Regions from separate parts of the Homo sapiens genome. Here region 1 is linked to region 2. A link is a loop called in an ENCODE intact Hi-C map of the cell type or tissue named here. Cell type or tissue: heart right ventricle. All regions are shown on one strand. Each heading gives the region's core, and the rest is flanking DNA. Links, peaks and the distances in the headings are about the cores only.

Region 1 (7,596 bases), core at 1,131-6,130, 310 kb before region 2:
TGAATTAGTGAGTAAATGAGTGAGTGAATGAGTGAGTGAGTGATGGAGGGAATGAGTGAGTGAATGAGTGAGTGAATGAATGAGGGAGGGAGGGAGTGAATGAGTGAGTGAGTGAATGAGTGAATGAGTGACTGAGTGAGGGAATGAGTGAGTGAGGGAATGGGTGAGTGAATGAGTGAGTGAGGGAGTGAAAGAGTGAGTGAGTGAATGAGTAAATAAGTGACTGAGTGAATACATGAGTGAGTGAATGAGTGAGTGAATGAGTGAGTGAGTGAGTGAATGAGTGAGTGAGTGAATGAGTAAATTAATGACTGAGTGAATAAGTGAGTGAGTGAGTGGGTAAGCAAATGGATGGATAATGATGGATGGGTGGATGGATGCATGGATGGATGAGTGAATTGATTAATGGGAAAATGTATGAATAAATGAATAAGTGAGTGAATGAATGAAGCATGGGACAGGTATAAGCAAGTGAACTTATGAATGAACAAAGACTGAATGCGTGCATGAATATATAAATAAGTGAAGCAATGAGTGAGTAAATGAATGGATGGGTGGGTGGCAAGTGAATAAATGAATGAGTGAATAAATGAATGGATCTTCTTTGCCAGATAGAGCGCCTTCTCTGAGAGAAAGAGAGCGGCCAGTTGTTTGCCAGGGGTTCCAGCCAGGTCTGGACCTGAGGGGACAAATCGTGGCTGAGCCTCCCCAGCAAAGGGACACGCGCCGTAGTCCCACTTCCTCCTCCTGTTTACCTTCTCATGAGTATAAATCCCCTCCTCTAACCCCCGGTTAGTCCAGCACACCTGGATCTGACCACACCTCCACCTGCTCCGAGTTCTTTCTCCTCTCATCTGGCCCTGGGAGGCCCCTCCCTGTACTTCCTGCAACCACTCTCACCCCTGCAGGCCGGTCCGTTCACACAACAGACCTAAGGGTCTTAGAGCAGTGGTTCTTACCTCCCCTGCACAGCAGAATCACCTGGGGAACTTTGTGAACATAACAATGCCCAGGTCCGCCCTCGAGGGTCTGATTGCATTTGGCTCCATTGGGGCCCCAGTGCTAGCAACTGGTTGTTTTTTAAATAGGACCCCCACGTGATGCTAATGTAGAGCCAGGGTTGAGAACCACTGTCTTAAAGGCATATCACTCTCAAGAGAGAGTCCAAGTGGAATAAGAAAATAGAAGAGGAGAGGACAAGACAGAATGGAACAGAACAGATCAGAACAAAATGGATCAGAATAGAACAGAACCAATCCAATGGATTAAAATACGGCAGGACAGATCGAAACAGAATGGATCGGGCCAGGCACGGTGGCTCACGCCTGTAATCCCAGCACTTTGGGAGGCCAAGGTAGGTGGATCATGAGCTCAGGAGATCGAGACCATCCTGGCTAACACTGTAAAACCGCATTTCTACTAAAAATACAAAAAATTAGCCAGGCATGGTGCATGGTGGTGCGTGCCTGTAGTCCCAGCTACTGGGGAGGCTGAGGCAGGAGAATCACTTGCACCTGGGAGGCAGAGGTTGGAGTGAGCCGAGATTGAGCCATTGCACCCCAGCCTGGGTGACAGAGCTAGACGCAGTCTCAAAAAAAAAAAAATCAGAATAGAACAGAACAGGTCAGAATAGAATGATGGATCAGAATAGAAGAGAACAGATCAGAATGGATCAGAACACAACAGAATGGATCAGAATAGAACAGATCAGAATGGATCAGAACACAACAGAATGGATCAGAATAGAACAGATCAGAATGGATCAGGATAGAACAGAACAGAACAGAATGGAACAGCATCCCAACCCCACTTAATCATCAGCACCTCCTTACCACGGGCCATGGGCATCGCCCACTGCCTTCTCTCTCCCTGCCTCTACCTTCACCTCCTATTTCTCTCCATCAACCCTCCCTCTTCATTTCCCTCTAACACAGAAGCTTCTTCCCACCTCAGGGCCTTTGCGTCTGCTGTCACCTGCCTGGTCTGCAGTTTCCCTACCTACAGGTTCTTCATGCGGGTCTCAGCACAATGTCACCTCCTCCAAGAAGCCCTTTCTAATTGTCCTTCCTGGAGTCACATCTCTACCAGACACCTTTCATCCCATCACCCTGGTTTTTTTTTTTTTTTTTTTTTGAGATGGAGTCTCACTCTGTCACCCAGGCTGGAGCGCAATGGTGCGATCTCGGCTCACTGTAACCTCCACCTCCTGGGTTCAAGTGATTCTCCTGCCTTAGCCTCCCAAGTAGCTGGGATTACAGGCGCGTGTTACCACAGCTGGCTATTTTTTTTTTTTTTGTATTTTTAGTAGAGATGGGGTTTCACCATGTTGGCCAGGCTAGTTTCGAACTCCTGACCTCAGGTGACCTGCCTGTCTTGGCATCCCAAAGTGCTGGGATTACAGGCATGAGCCATGGCGCCCGGCCTCATCACCCTGTTTTGTTTTCTTCATAACACTAATCACTGTCTGAATCTCTCAGATAGATTATTGGTTCATGGGTTTATCATCTGTTCCCATGTGAGCTAGGAAGGGTGGAGATTTTCTTGGCCACCCCCATGAATGTGTCCCCAGGCCCTGGAACAGTCTCTGACACTGTAGGTATCTGGCAAGCATTTATCAAATGCATGAATGGATGGGCGAATGAATGAGCTTATTCTGTGTTGTCAGTTCCTGAGGTGCACACATGTTTTGGTTTGTTATTGTCCATTATTGCTCGCTTAGCAGAGTGTCTCAGCATGTCCCAAGGTGGACGTGTGGGACCAGATGTCCTGAGCATCATAGGATGCGAGGAGCATCCCTGGCCTCTTCCCACTGGAGCTGCCGGTAATACCACTCCCCACACGCACTAAGAACAACCAAAACTGTCTCCAAACACTGCCAAATGTCAGGTGGGGGAGAGAATCGCCCCAGCTGAGAACTCTGGCCCTGCAGTATTTAATCCAGCACTTGGGCGCTAGGAGGGCTGAAAACGTGTCTCTTGACGAATTTGGGGATCAAATCCTGCCTCTGGAGCAGTTCCACAATACGACCAGCAGGTGGAAGCAGAGACCGCCCTTTCGGTAGCATGGTTGCCCTCACTTTGCAAAAACTTTGTTTTCCCCAGCATTGTAACTGATTTTCCAACAGCGCTCATTTAGCCCCATGTGGCCATGTGAGTAACCCACTCCTTTTGCGCCTTTCCGGATTAGACAGGGACGTCGCAGCAACGTCCTGAAAGGAGCAGACAGCCAGTAAAGAAGTGCAGGCGTTGGTGGAAGTAGGGGGAGGACCATCTTGGGATCAGGCAGTTCTGAAGTTTACTCCCAGTTGCGTCCCTTTCTCTCCTTATGCCCTTAGTCCAGTTATGTTAACCTGCCAGTGCCTCAGTTTCCTCATCTGTACCCTGCTTTGCTTATCTCCTAGTCCTCACCACGGGCTACGTATTTCATATGCCTCTCTCTCCTCAATCATGTGGCACCCCAGAGAGCAAGGTCTGGGTCTGGAGGAGTCATTGCCCCCCCAGTTGCTGGTGTGTACTGGCCTTCCTTTGAGTGTTTGTTGAATGACTGACTGACCGACTGGCGTGGAGAATAGCACAGGTGCATAGATGTGGATGTCAGCTATAATGATGACAATGCTGATGTCATGGTGGTGTCATGTCGTTGTGGTGGTGATGTCATGGCATGGTGGTGATGATGTCATGATGTTTGTTGAATGACTGACTGACCGACTGGCATGGAGAATAGCACAGGTGCATAGAAAGTACTCAGTGGGTGTCAGCTATGATGATGACAGTGTTGACGTCATGGTGATGATGATGTCATGATGAAGACGATGATGCCATATTGTTGATAATCGTGTTGTCATCTTTTAATCCACACCAGTATTCCCCAAACCATCAGCACCTCCCAGAGTTTCCTAAGCCAAAGGCTCCTCGGGCCCTCCCCTACATCTCATGACTTGGAATCTTGCAGGAACAGAATCTCAGCCATGGTTTTGGGTTAGAATAGGCTGGAGAGCTCTTAAAAAACACTGATGCCTGGACACCAGCCCTAGAGAATATCAGATCAAGGATGTAGACAGCAGCAGGATTTTTGGAAGATACCCAGGTGATTCTAAGAGCAGCAAGATGACAACCCTTCTCTGTCACTTAATAAACGCCCCACCTCGGCATTTATGCAAACAGTGGCTCTGGGCCAGAAGCCTCGGCATCGCCTGGAAGCCACTTAGAAATGTGAGTTTTTGGGCTTCACCCAGGCCTCCTGGCTCAGACACCCTGGGGGTGGCATCAGCCCGAGAGTATCAACAAGCCCATAGAGTCTGGGGCGCGCTAAATGTGAACAGCACTGCCCCAGGGGACCCGGATGGGGAGCCCATTCCCAGGGGCAGAACACCAGGATGAAAGGAGGGATGGATTTTTCTGGGGGAGGACGGAAAAGGTATGATTAGTCTTGAAGAGTGCTCTATCAATTGGCCAACCCCTTGGGAGTCTCGCAGCTTCATATTGTAGACCTAACCTGACCCCGTAGAAAGCCCATGTCATGCCAGAGTTATTTTAGAGCAAAAGGAACTCCAGGCCAGAGCTCCCCAGAGAGAGCTGAACGCATTACAGGGCCCAGGAGGTAGGGCACCCTCTCCCTTTCCCAGACCCACCAAGGAGCTGATCCAAGGGACATGGGTGAGGAGGAAATGAAGTCGGAGGGGGCGTGAGGACTTTGCAATCTGTAAAGCTCTGTGTGTGATTAAAGGATCGTTTTTATTTCTCGCGAAGCGGTTTGGCACTCCCTCGGGCTCCTCCAGGCCACACGGACACACACGGACATAAGCACACAGGTACTAGGATAACAGCCAGGCCCCAAGCTTAGTCCGCGGGGATTTGTGGGGGAAGGAGGGGGGTGCCTGGCCTCCCCGAGTGGCCTTTGAGGAAGAAGAGGCCGCAGCCGATGGAGATCGGTCGGTGAAGCTCCGGGGCCAAGCCCCTCCCTCCCCTCCACGACCCAGCGCCCAGGCTCATATGGCCTGGTCCTGCCTCCGTCTCAGGCTGAGCTCGCGGGCTGCTGCCAGGAAGGCTGCCCCGGTGAGCAGCTCGGCGATGAAGCTGATCCAGCCCAGGGCCAGGGACCAGCCGAAGCTGATGTCCACCTGGTCCAGGAGGGCCTTCTCCTCCAAGAGACACAGCGCCTCCCGGAAGGCGGCGGCTGAATACGCTATGTAGACGCTGATCCCAGCGAGGGTCACCATGGCTGCAGGGAGGGCAAAGGGAGAGCAGATCAATCCCCCACCCCGCCCCAGCACTCCCCTCCTCCTCCTCGCCCTGCCCAGCCACGCTGCTCAGCGTCCAGCGTCCTCGCTCCTTCCTGCTGCGGGACCTTTGCGCGTGCTAGTCTCCCCGCTGGGTGCATTCACCCCTGCTTCTCTGCCTGTCATCGGCAACTCCTACCCTTCCCACACATGGCAGCTCACGCTTCGATTCCTGGACTTGCCTGAGCAGTGATTCCACAGCACCATACAGCTGCCCATCACTGCCCAGGTCACAATTGCAACTTTGCATTCTTTTGTGTAATTTTTTTTTAGACAGAGTCTCGCTCTGTCGCCCAGGCTGGAGTGCAGCGGTGCGATCTCAGCTTGCTGCGATCTCAGCTTGCTGCAACCTCCACCTCCCGGGTTCAAGCTATTCTCCTGCCTCAGCCTCCTGAGTAGCTGGGAATACAGATGCCCGCCACCGCGCCCGGCTAATGTTTGTATTTTTAGTAGAGACAGGGTTTCACCATATTGGCCAGACTGGTCTCAAACTCCTGACCTCAAGTGATCCGCCTGTCTCTGCCTCCTAACGTGCTGGGATTGCAGGCATGTTTGTGTAATTATTTAACTAACATCTGTCTCCCCCAGTGGCCTGTGAGTGTCCAGAGGGCAGACATGCTCCTGTTGGTTTTGCTCATTTTCAATTCCCCAGCACCGAGAACGGTGCCTGGCCCACGGTGGTTCTCCACAGATATTAGATTTGAGCCACATGGTCCAGTACGATAGCCACTGACCAGTTACACATGGCTATTTAAATTTAAGTTAACTAATCTAAATGAAGTTAACAGCTCAGTCCCCCATCAGCACTCACTGCCCTGGCCTGGTTTGCAGCTCCCGATGCTCGGCATGGATTAGGGAACTTCTCCACCATCACAGAAACTTCTACCAGGCAGTGCTGGTTTCGAGAATTTGTCACTGGGTGAACTATTAATGCTAATAGTAATAATAATAGTGAGTGGTTAGAGGAGATGAGAACTTTGCAATATTTTCACCTCCAGACATCCCTTTTGTTTTTTTTCCTCTGTGGATTCCAAGGGAGCATGTCATCACTGCTTTTTTTTTTTTTTAAAAGGAACATTTCAAATACACAGGGATACAGACAGCCTTTAAGGCAGCCAGCCACGTGCCAGGTCCCATTTTTCAAAACCTCTGGTCCACTAAACCAACCAGTGGTGTTAACCTAGCCATTGTCTGTCCACCTGTTGTTTTGTTTCATCTTGTTTTTGTGTGTGCTGCTGTTTAATTGACAAGTAAAAATTGTATGTATTTACGGTACACAGCATGAGGATTTGATATGTGTGTGTACACTGTGGAGTGGCTCGGTCAAACTATTCAACACAGGCACGGCCTCACATACTTAGCATTTCTTTTGTGTGTGGTGAGAACTAAAATCTACTCTCAGCGATTTTCAAGAACACAATAGGCTGTTGTTAACTGCTGTCACCATGACGCCCAATAGATCACTGAACTTCCTTCTTTTCAGCTGAAATTGTGTGTTCTTTGACCAACATCTCCCCACCCTCCCCTGCCCCCACCCCCAGCCTGTTCCATTCTCTCTTTCTGTGAATTTGACTCTTCTAGATTCTACATAGAAAGATCATGAGGTGTTTGTCTTTCTGTGCCTGGTCATGCCCGTTTTTTAGTCGATCAAAGCAGTATCTATCAGAATGGCTGATCAGCAGAATAGAGCGAGGGTGGCTGGAGCGAGGGTCTCCTGCCAGCTCACAGCCCTAAAGCTTGAAGCTATCACGAGTTTGGGCAAAGGTAATACATGCGGCTTCTTTGGTGAAGTAATGAAAAGGATTCTTGGAAGCTGCTCCCTCTGCACTGCTCCTGTCTTGGAACCAGAGACTAAGTGATTCTGGGCTGGAAACCACTCATCTCTTCCAACTGATATCCCAGAAGGGGAAACTGAACCCCACGAGGCCCTGGGATCCCCCTCGTTTGCTGAGGGTTCATACACAGTACCCATTGCCCAACCCCCAGACCACAAGCCAGAGCCCTAGGCAGGGTGGGCACCTACCTCCAAAGAGGAAGAGAATTCCAGTGAGCAGGAGGAGGAGGTAGGCTTGGAGGAGGAAGCTCAGAAACCCCGTCATCCCCCCAAAAACCATCAGGATCAGGCTGAGCGGCAGCAGAATCACAAATGTCCCATGCATGGCTTAGAAGAGACAGAGAGGATACCAGGCAGAGGACAGTTACTAACATCCTTCATTCAATCAACAAACACTTCCCGAGCACCTACTAGAGCTGGGGAAAATCCACACTGTCACTGCCCCTACGACGATTACTTCTACTGTTTCTGATGATGATGATGA
Region 2 (7,596 bases), core at 1,634-6,633:
CTCTGCCACTGGGTTCCTTGACCAGGTCGCTTCTCTGCTCCGCACCTCCGTTTCTTCATCTGTAAAATGGAGACAATGTCAGCACCCACCTTGATAGTAAAGCTGTTGTGTTGTGGAAGTGGAAGAGCGTGTATAGAATGCTTAGTGGGCAGCCTAGCACATGGTAAGCAATGATTAATGCTGTTACTTGATTTTCAAAACACTTCTTGCTGAAGTCTGGGTGGGGCCCCGGTAATGACAATAGCCTCAAAGTTCCAGGCCCTTGTGGAGTGCCAGGCACATGTTAAAGCATGGTACAGATAATTTTTTTTAAATTTTTAAATTTTGATTATTATAAATACATAATAGTTCTGTATATTTGTGGGGTATATGTTATTTTTGTTTTTGTTTGATACAGAGTCTCACCCTGCCGCCCAAGCTGGAGTGCAGTGGCGCAGTCGCAGCTCACTATACCCTCCACCTCCCTGGTTCAAGTGATTCTCCCACTAATTTTTGTATTTTTAGTAGAGATGGGGTTTCACCACGTTGGCCAAGCTGGTCTCAAACTCCTTACCTCAGGTGATCTGCCTGCCTTGTCCTCCCAAAGTGCTGGGATTGCAGGTGTGAGCCACCGCACCTGGCCAAGGATCTCATTCTTCTATGGCTGAATAATATTCCATCATGTTTAGGTACTGCATTTTCTCTACCCATTCATCCACTGATGAATGACATTTAAATTTATTACTTTTTGTTTGTTTGTTTGTTTGTTTTTGAGACAGAGTTTCACTCTTGTTGTCCAGGCTGGAGTGCAGTGGCAGGATCTCGGCTCACTGCAACCTCCGCCTCCCAAGTTGAAGCGATTCTCCTGCCTCAGCCTCCCAAGTAGCTGGGATTACAGGCATCTGCCACCACGCCCGGCTAATTTTTGTATTTTTAGTAGAGATGAGGGTTCACCATGTTGGCCAGGCTGGTCTCGAACTCCTGACCTCAGGTGACCCACCCACCTCAGCCTCCCAAAGTGCTGGGATTACAGGTGTGAGCCACGACGCCCAGCCTTAGATTGCTTCTTAATCTTGGCTGTTGTGAATGGTGCTGCGGGGAACGTGGGCAGGAGAGTTATTGTCCCATTCTACAGATGGGGAAATGAGGCTCGGATCAGCTCCCCCCAAACCATGCAGCAATTGCGGGCCAGGCTAGGACTGGAACCTGGGCCCCTGTGCTGCCCCACTGCGCCCCCCACAAGCCGTGTAGATGAAGCCCCCTCCCCAGGAAGCATCCTTCTGCCAGGGGTCTCAGAGAAGAGGGGGCTGGGACCTCAGGCTCTGGGCACACTTGCTTCCCCTGTACAGTGTCCATGCTCTCTGTTAGGGCCACTTCCTTCTGGACAGTCACCTCCTGTCTTTGGCCCAATCCCCGCCACTGTTCCTCTGCACAGTAGACTCGGGGGTCCTGTCAGAACAGCAAGTGGATCTTGGCACTTTCTTTTTTTTTTTTTTTTCCAAGACGGAGTCTTGCCGAGATTGCGCCACTGCACTCCAGCCTGGGTGACAGAGCAAGACTCCATCTCAAGAAAAAAAAAAAAAAGAAGAATGTGTCTGGCATCTGTTTCCTTCACTAAAATGTGGGCTTCTTGGGGTAAGTAAGCACCTCATCTGCCTTGCTCAGTTTTGTGTGCCTGGCATATATTAGGTGCTCAATAAATGCACGTTAAAGAATGAGGGCGGGCCGGGCACAGTGGCTCACGCCTGTAATTCCAGCATATTGGGAGGCCAAGATAGGAGGATCACTTGAGGTTAGGCGTTCGAGACCAGCCTGGCCAACATGGTGAAACCCCATCTCTACCAAAATACACAAATTTAGCCAGGCGTGATGGTGCATGGCTGTAGTCCCAGCTACTCAGGAGGCTGAGGCAGGAGAATCGCTTGAACCTGGGAGGTGGCGGTTGCAGTGAGCTGAGATCGCCCCACTGCACTCCAGTCTGGGTGACAAGAACAAGACTGTTTCTAAAAAAGAAAAAAAAAATGCTGCTTGACACACAGACACTCCACACACCCGACACACACATCTCCCACACAAATACACGCAGGTGGAAGCACACACAACCACATTCTCCCATCACATCCACACCCTGAGGCTTTCTCAATCTGGAGATAGCCCTTCCTCCTCCACCAGGCAGACCTCCAGGCTCTGAGGGAACGGGACGCAGGGATGGATAGATGGACAGACGGCAGCTGCTGGGGAAGAAATGGCCCTGAAACACCCTCTTCCCTTCAGCTGGGGGTCCTCCATCAGTTCCTGGGAACGAGAATTCCTCCCCCTACTTTTCTCTCCCTGAGTAAGCAATGTGGCTGGAGTAGGGAGGGTGGTGCCTACAGCAGCCCCTATACCTCATTCACCCCCATCCTGCCCGACCCATCCACTCCCCACCACAAGCTGGCAGGTAAGGCAGTCTGGGAGGTTAGCAGAACCGGAAATTCAACCCAGAGAGGTTAGGGGATGCCCCAGTATGACCCAGCAAGTCCCCACCCTAGGACTCCAGGGTCCACATGCAGATGAGATATATGGGACCCCACTGCTGAGCCAGAGTGAGGAAGGCAGGGTTCTGGGGGCAGCCAGCCCCTCCCCAGGCAGGAACAAGCCACTGCCCCATCTCCAGGCCCCTCTGTAATCCAGGCCCCTCTGTAACCCAACCCCCCACACGGATTGTGCAATAATTACAGGTACAGCTCATTCCTCCAATTCCTTCTTCCTTATTATCTCATCGCCTCTGCTCAAGCTGGGCCCTTCTGGGAAAAGAAGATGAGTAGGAAGGAAAAAATGTCCCATCTCCTTTTCCCATAAACAGCCCTGGCCACAGAGTCTTCCTCATTGCACAAAAGAAAGCGTAGCCCAGAGACGGGAGTCCGGTGCCCTAAATCACATAGCAGGAAAGGCCCCACACGGGACTCCCCAGGTCCCCAGCTGCCAAAACTCCAGGCTCATTGCATTCCTGGGTGGCCTGCCCCCTGCCCTGGCCTTTGTGACTCTGCTAATTGAGTTGATTGTCATGGTTCTTGTTAATATGTTAATATTAATTGCCAACTTACTGCAAGCTTTCCATGTGCCAAGTATGGAGGTAAGTGCTTCACGTGGATAACTTTCTTTTTTTTTTTTTTTTTGAGACAGAGTCTCACTGTCACCCAGGCTGGAGTGGAGTGGTGCAATCTCGGCTCACTGCAGTCTCCGCCTCCTGGGTTTAAGCGATTCTCCTGCCTCAGCCTCCCAAGTAGATGGGATTACAGGTGCATGCCACCACACCCGGCTAATTTTTGTACTTTTAGTAGAAATGGGGTTTCACCATGTTGATCAGGCTGATCTCGAACTCCTGACCTCAAGTGATCTTCATGCCTGGGCCTCCCAAAGTGTTGGATTACAAGGCTGAGCCACTGCGCCCGACCCATGGATTTCTTTCATTCTTCAGTCATTTAAGCAATCTTTTTTTCTTGTTCTTTTCTTTTTTCTTTGAGACTGAGTTTTGCTCTGTTGCCCAGGCCAGAGTGCAATCTCAGCTCACTGCAACCTCCTCCTTCTCCTGCCTCAGCCTCCCAAGTAGCTGGGATTACAGCTGTGCACCACCACACCCAGGTGATCTTTGTATTTTTGTAGAGACAGGGTTTCGCCATGTTGGCCAGGCTGGTCTCGAACTCCTGACCTCAGGTGATCTGTCTGCCTCGACCTCCCAAAGTGCTGGGATTACAGGGGTGAGCCACCGTGCCCAGCTCATAACACTCTCAGCAGAAGGTATTATTTTTGCAGGGGAGGAAACTGAGGCTCACCGAGGAGAAGACACCTGTTCAGAGTCATACAGCTCGGAGAGAGCCCACAGTTTGACCAACTTCATCCTCCTCTGTGCCAGGCCTTATTTGGAGGATGAAGAGGTGTTTTTTTTTTGTTTTGTTTTGTTTTTTTATTGAGACGGAGTCTCGCTCTGTCGCCCAGGCTGGAGTGCAGTGGCGCGATCTCGGCTCACTGCAAGCTCCGCCTCCCGGGTTCACGCCATTCTCCTGGCTCAGCCTCCCGAGTAGCTGGGACTACAGGCGCCCGCCACCACGCCCGGCTAATTTTTTCTATTTTTTAGTAGAGACGGGGTTTCACCTGGTTAGCCAGGATGGTCTCGATCTCCTGACCTCGTGATCCGCCCGCCTCGGCCTTCCAAAGTGCTGGGATTACAAGCGTGAGACACCGCGCCCGGCCTGGGGGATGAAGAGGTTTAAAAAAAAACACAAAAATCCAGTCTTCCAGAAGCCCTGACCCATGCAGCTTCCTGGTGGGGCACTGTGCCCTGGGTGCTGAGGGCCTGGGGTCTAGTTCAGCTCTCCCGCAGCCGTGCTGTGTGACCTCGGCTGGCTTTGCCACCTTTTCCGGCCGGGCCTGTGGGTTATGGGGTGGGAGAGAGGAGTCCTCGCCCCATGGCAGGGTTTGGGGCACAGAACCTGAAGAGGGAGAAATTGAGGCGGACTCATGGAAGCCCGGTGCTGCCCCCTGGTGGCGATGGCCGGGAAGGGCAGCGCCAGAGAGCATCCCCCCATCAGCTCCCTCATCCATTCACCCTCAAGGCTTCCCCAGTTCAGACATCACGCCTGGGGTCCCGACGTGTGTTAGGGGGACCATCGCTTCAAAATCCCCAGGGAAGGAGGCGGTCCCTAACCCTTCCCAAAATGTGTAACTTCAAGTCTGTACAGGAAGCCCAGGCCTGGAGCAGTGGCTCACGCCTGTAATCCCAGCACTTTGAGAGGCTGAGGCGGGCAGATCACCTGAGGTTGGGAGTTTGAGACCAGCCTGACCAACATGGAGAAACCCCATCTCTACTAAAAATACAAAATGGGCCCAGTGTGGTGACACATGCCTGTAATCCCAGCTACTTGGGAGGCTGAGGGAGGAGAATTGCTTGAACCCGGGAAGCAGAGGTTGCCACGAGCCGAGATCATGCCATTGCGCTCCAGCCTGGGCAACAAGAGCAAAACTCCGCCTCAAAAAAAAAAAAGGATCTGGGGTAGCATCAGATTGGTGTCCCACAGCTGCATCTAATCCTGACTTTGCCCTTCCTGGCTGTATCCTTGTGTAAAGCCCTTGGCCTGCCATTGGCGCAGAGGATGAGGTCTATAATTGGGAGTTCCTCTTCTGAGCCATTGAAGCCATTTGCATTTTACAATAATAATGCTGGCTTCATTATGAAGGGAAAATGAAGCAGGCAAAAAAAAAGAATGCTGGCTTCATGGACCACATCAAGAGCAGACCCCTCACCTGGGTTATGTCATCTGATTTCACAACAACCCTATGAGCTTCTTATTACCCCTATTTTACAGATGAGGCAGGGAGGGGATGGAGGTTTAAAGAAAGGTGGGGGCCAGGCATGGTGGCTCACACCTGCGATCCCAGCACTTTGGGAGGCCGAGGCAAGAGGATCACATGAGGCCAGGAGTTCAAGACCAACCTGGGCAATATAGTGAGACCCCATCTCTACTAAAAATAAGAAAAAATTAGCCAGGCATGGTGGTAAGCACCTGTAGTCCCAGCTACTCCAGAGGCTAAGGTGAGGAGGAAGACTTGAGCCCAGGAATTTGAGGGTACAGTGAGCTATGATTACGCCACTGCACTCTGGCCTGGGCCACAGAGCAAGACCCTGTCTCAAGGCAAAAAGAAAAAAGTGGGACCTTGCCCAAGCTCATAAAGCTGAATAAGCAGGAGGCAGACTGGACTTTTGAGCAGGTAAACACACACACATTTACACCATGAATATGTGTGGACATATGAACCTATACATACCTACATTTCTTCTTTCTTTTTTTAGATGGAGTTTCACTCTTCTTGCCCAGGCTGGAGTGCAGTGGCGCGATCTGGGCTCACTGCAAACTCTGCCTCCAGGTTCAAGTGATTCTTCTGCCTTAGCCTCCTGAGTAGCTGGGATTACAGACACGTGCCACCACGCCCGGCTAATTTTTGTATTTTTAGTAGAGACAGGGTTTCACCATGTTGGCCTGGCTGGTCTCAAACTCCTGAGCTCAAGTGATCTGCCTGCCTCGGCCTCCCAAAGTGCTGGGATTACAGGCGTGAGCCACCGTGCCCAGCCACATTCCTAAGAGGACATGAACATGCTACAATTAGATCTTCACATACATCTGGTTAGCTCCCTCAGGATAAATTCCTCCAAACAGAATGGCTGGGCTCTAACAGGACTATATTTCAGACCCTTGATCAGTTTCCCCACCCAGCCGTCAGCAATCTCCCACCCACCCACCATGTGGGGCCGTGGAAACATGGAGCAGGGCCATCTCCAAAGGCTGTTCAAGCCATGCCCACGGGAAGCCCCTGCCCTCCTCCTGCAGGAAGTGAGGATGAGGCCACAGTGAAGGCACACATCACAATGGCTGTTCTACTGGAGCCAGGCCCAGCAAGAGGTGGACAGGTGTGGCCCCAGCTCCTCACACCTCCTGGCAACCGGGCCTCCTCATGAGAATTCCTAGAAATAAGCACATGAGCACTCGGAGCTCAGAACACGGTGCTGCCCAGGCACTGTTGCTGGGACAGAGGCCCTCCAGAGCACCAGGATGGAATCATCCCCGGGTGAGGGCTCCCCTCATTCAGGGGCCAGGGCTGGCAGGGACCGGGAAGAAGTCTACTCTGGAGACCGCAGGAAGCAGAGAGGAGACGAGGGTCCCTGTGCTGAGCTGGGGGCTGCCCTCAGTCCTCACCACCCTTCCCCGAAATCCTACTGTCCCCACCAATCAGGGGGCCACGGAACCCAATAGAGACCATTGGGCAGTGGGGCTTTCAACGTGCTGTACTCTCCCTTAAAGTGTTGCAAGGAAGTCGCCAAATGAGACTAATGACTCCCCCACATCAGGTATGACGCTCCTGCCCGTGGCCAGAGACAACCGAGGCTGAGCGTGGAGGCAGCAGGAGGCAGAGGCTGTCCTGGCCCTGGGGCTGCCTGGCCATGTTGGTGTGGAATTGGGAAAGTTACCGAATCTTTCAGAATCTGTTTTCCAAGTGATTCTCCTGCCTCGGCATCCCGAGTAGCTGGGATTACAGGCGTGCGCCACTGTGCCCGGCTAATTTTTGTATTTGTAGTTGAGATGGGGTTTCACCATGTTGGCCAGACTGGTCTCGAACTCCTGATCTCGGGTGCTCTGCTGCCTTGGCCTCCCAAAGTGTTGGGATTACAGGTGTGAGCCACTGCATCCGGGCCTAAGTTTTGAGCTAAGTCCCTGGCATACAGTGAGCCCACTGATCTGAGGGTGCTTTTCTTTCTCTCTCCTAAAGATCCTTATCCTGCTGGTCCCCCTCCTCCCTATGGTCCTCCTCACCAGATGTACTTTGAAGGCCCCCAAGTTGTTCAGGTAGGTGAGTGCCCCTGCCGGCCTTCCCTTGTCGCTTTCTGTCCCCTGCTCGGAGCTGCCCAGAATATTCTCTTTCCTGACCTCTGACCAAGACTCTGCCCAAACAGCACATCCTCTGGCAAGTTCTCCTCCCCTGACCCCGTAGCTGTGGGACCCCGCAGCTGGCCAGCTGCCCCTGCTCCCATGCTGGCTGTGTTGCCAGTGGCCACCGAAGCATCTCTCTCCAGAGGGAAATCAC

Evidence for each region. Peaks named below come from ENCODE experiments on the same cell type or tissue, not always from the same donor. Only the 100,000 strongest peaks of a DNase experiment are listed, where the experiment ranks them.
Region 1: it touches region 2 in a loop (12-fold over the local background); 98 of 110 quality-filtered maps call a loop at or near these places.

The regions. Positions count from the first base shown.
Region 1 is chr16:8,564,786-8,572,381 of GRCh38, forward strand. TMEM114 (transmembrane protein 114) reads right to left here. Exons shown (of 4, transcript NM_001146336.2): 3 at 7,302-7,439; 4 at 4,715-5,220. The coding sequence ends at 4,988. Among named protein-coding and RNA genes, the nearest start is that of TMEM114, 22 kb to the right of the region's middle. In heart right ventricle, for the core only: CTCF peaks have their summits at 3,036 (motif pointing right) and 3,259; a DNase peak (open chromatin) is centred at 3,096; H3K27ac peaks cover 183 bases; H3K27me3 peaks cover 472 bases.
Region 2 is chr16:8,875,929-8,883,524 of GRCh38, forward strand. LITAFD (LITAF domain containing) reads left to right here and starts at 6,423. Exons shown (of 4, transcript NM_001395433.1): 1 at 6,423-6,582; 2 at 7,282-7,358. RefSeq lists a silencer at 1,998-2,113 and enhancers at 4,223-4,512, 6,560-7,060. In heart right ventricle, for the core only: CTCF peaks have their summits at 4,507 (motif pointing left) and 4,710; a DNase peak (open chromatin) is centred at 4,513; H3K27me3 peaks cover 225 bases.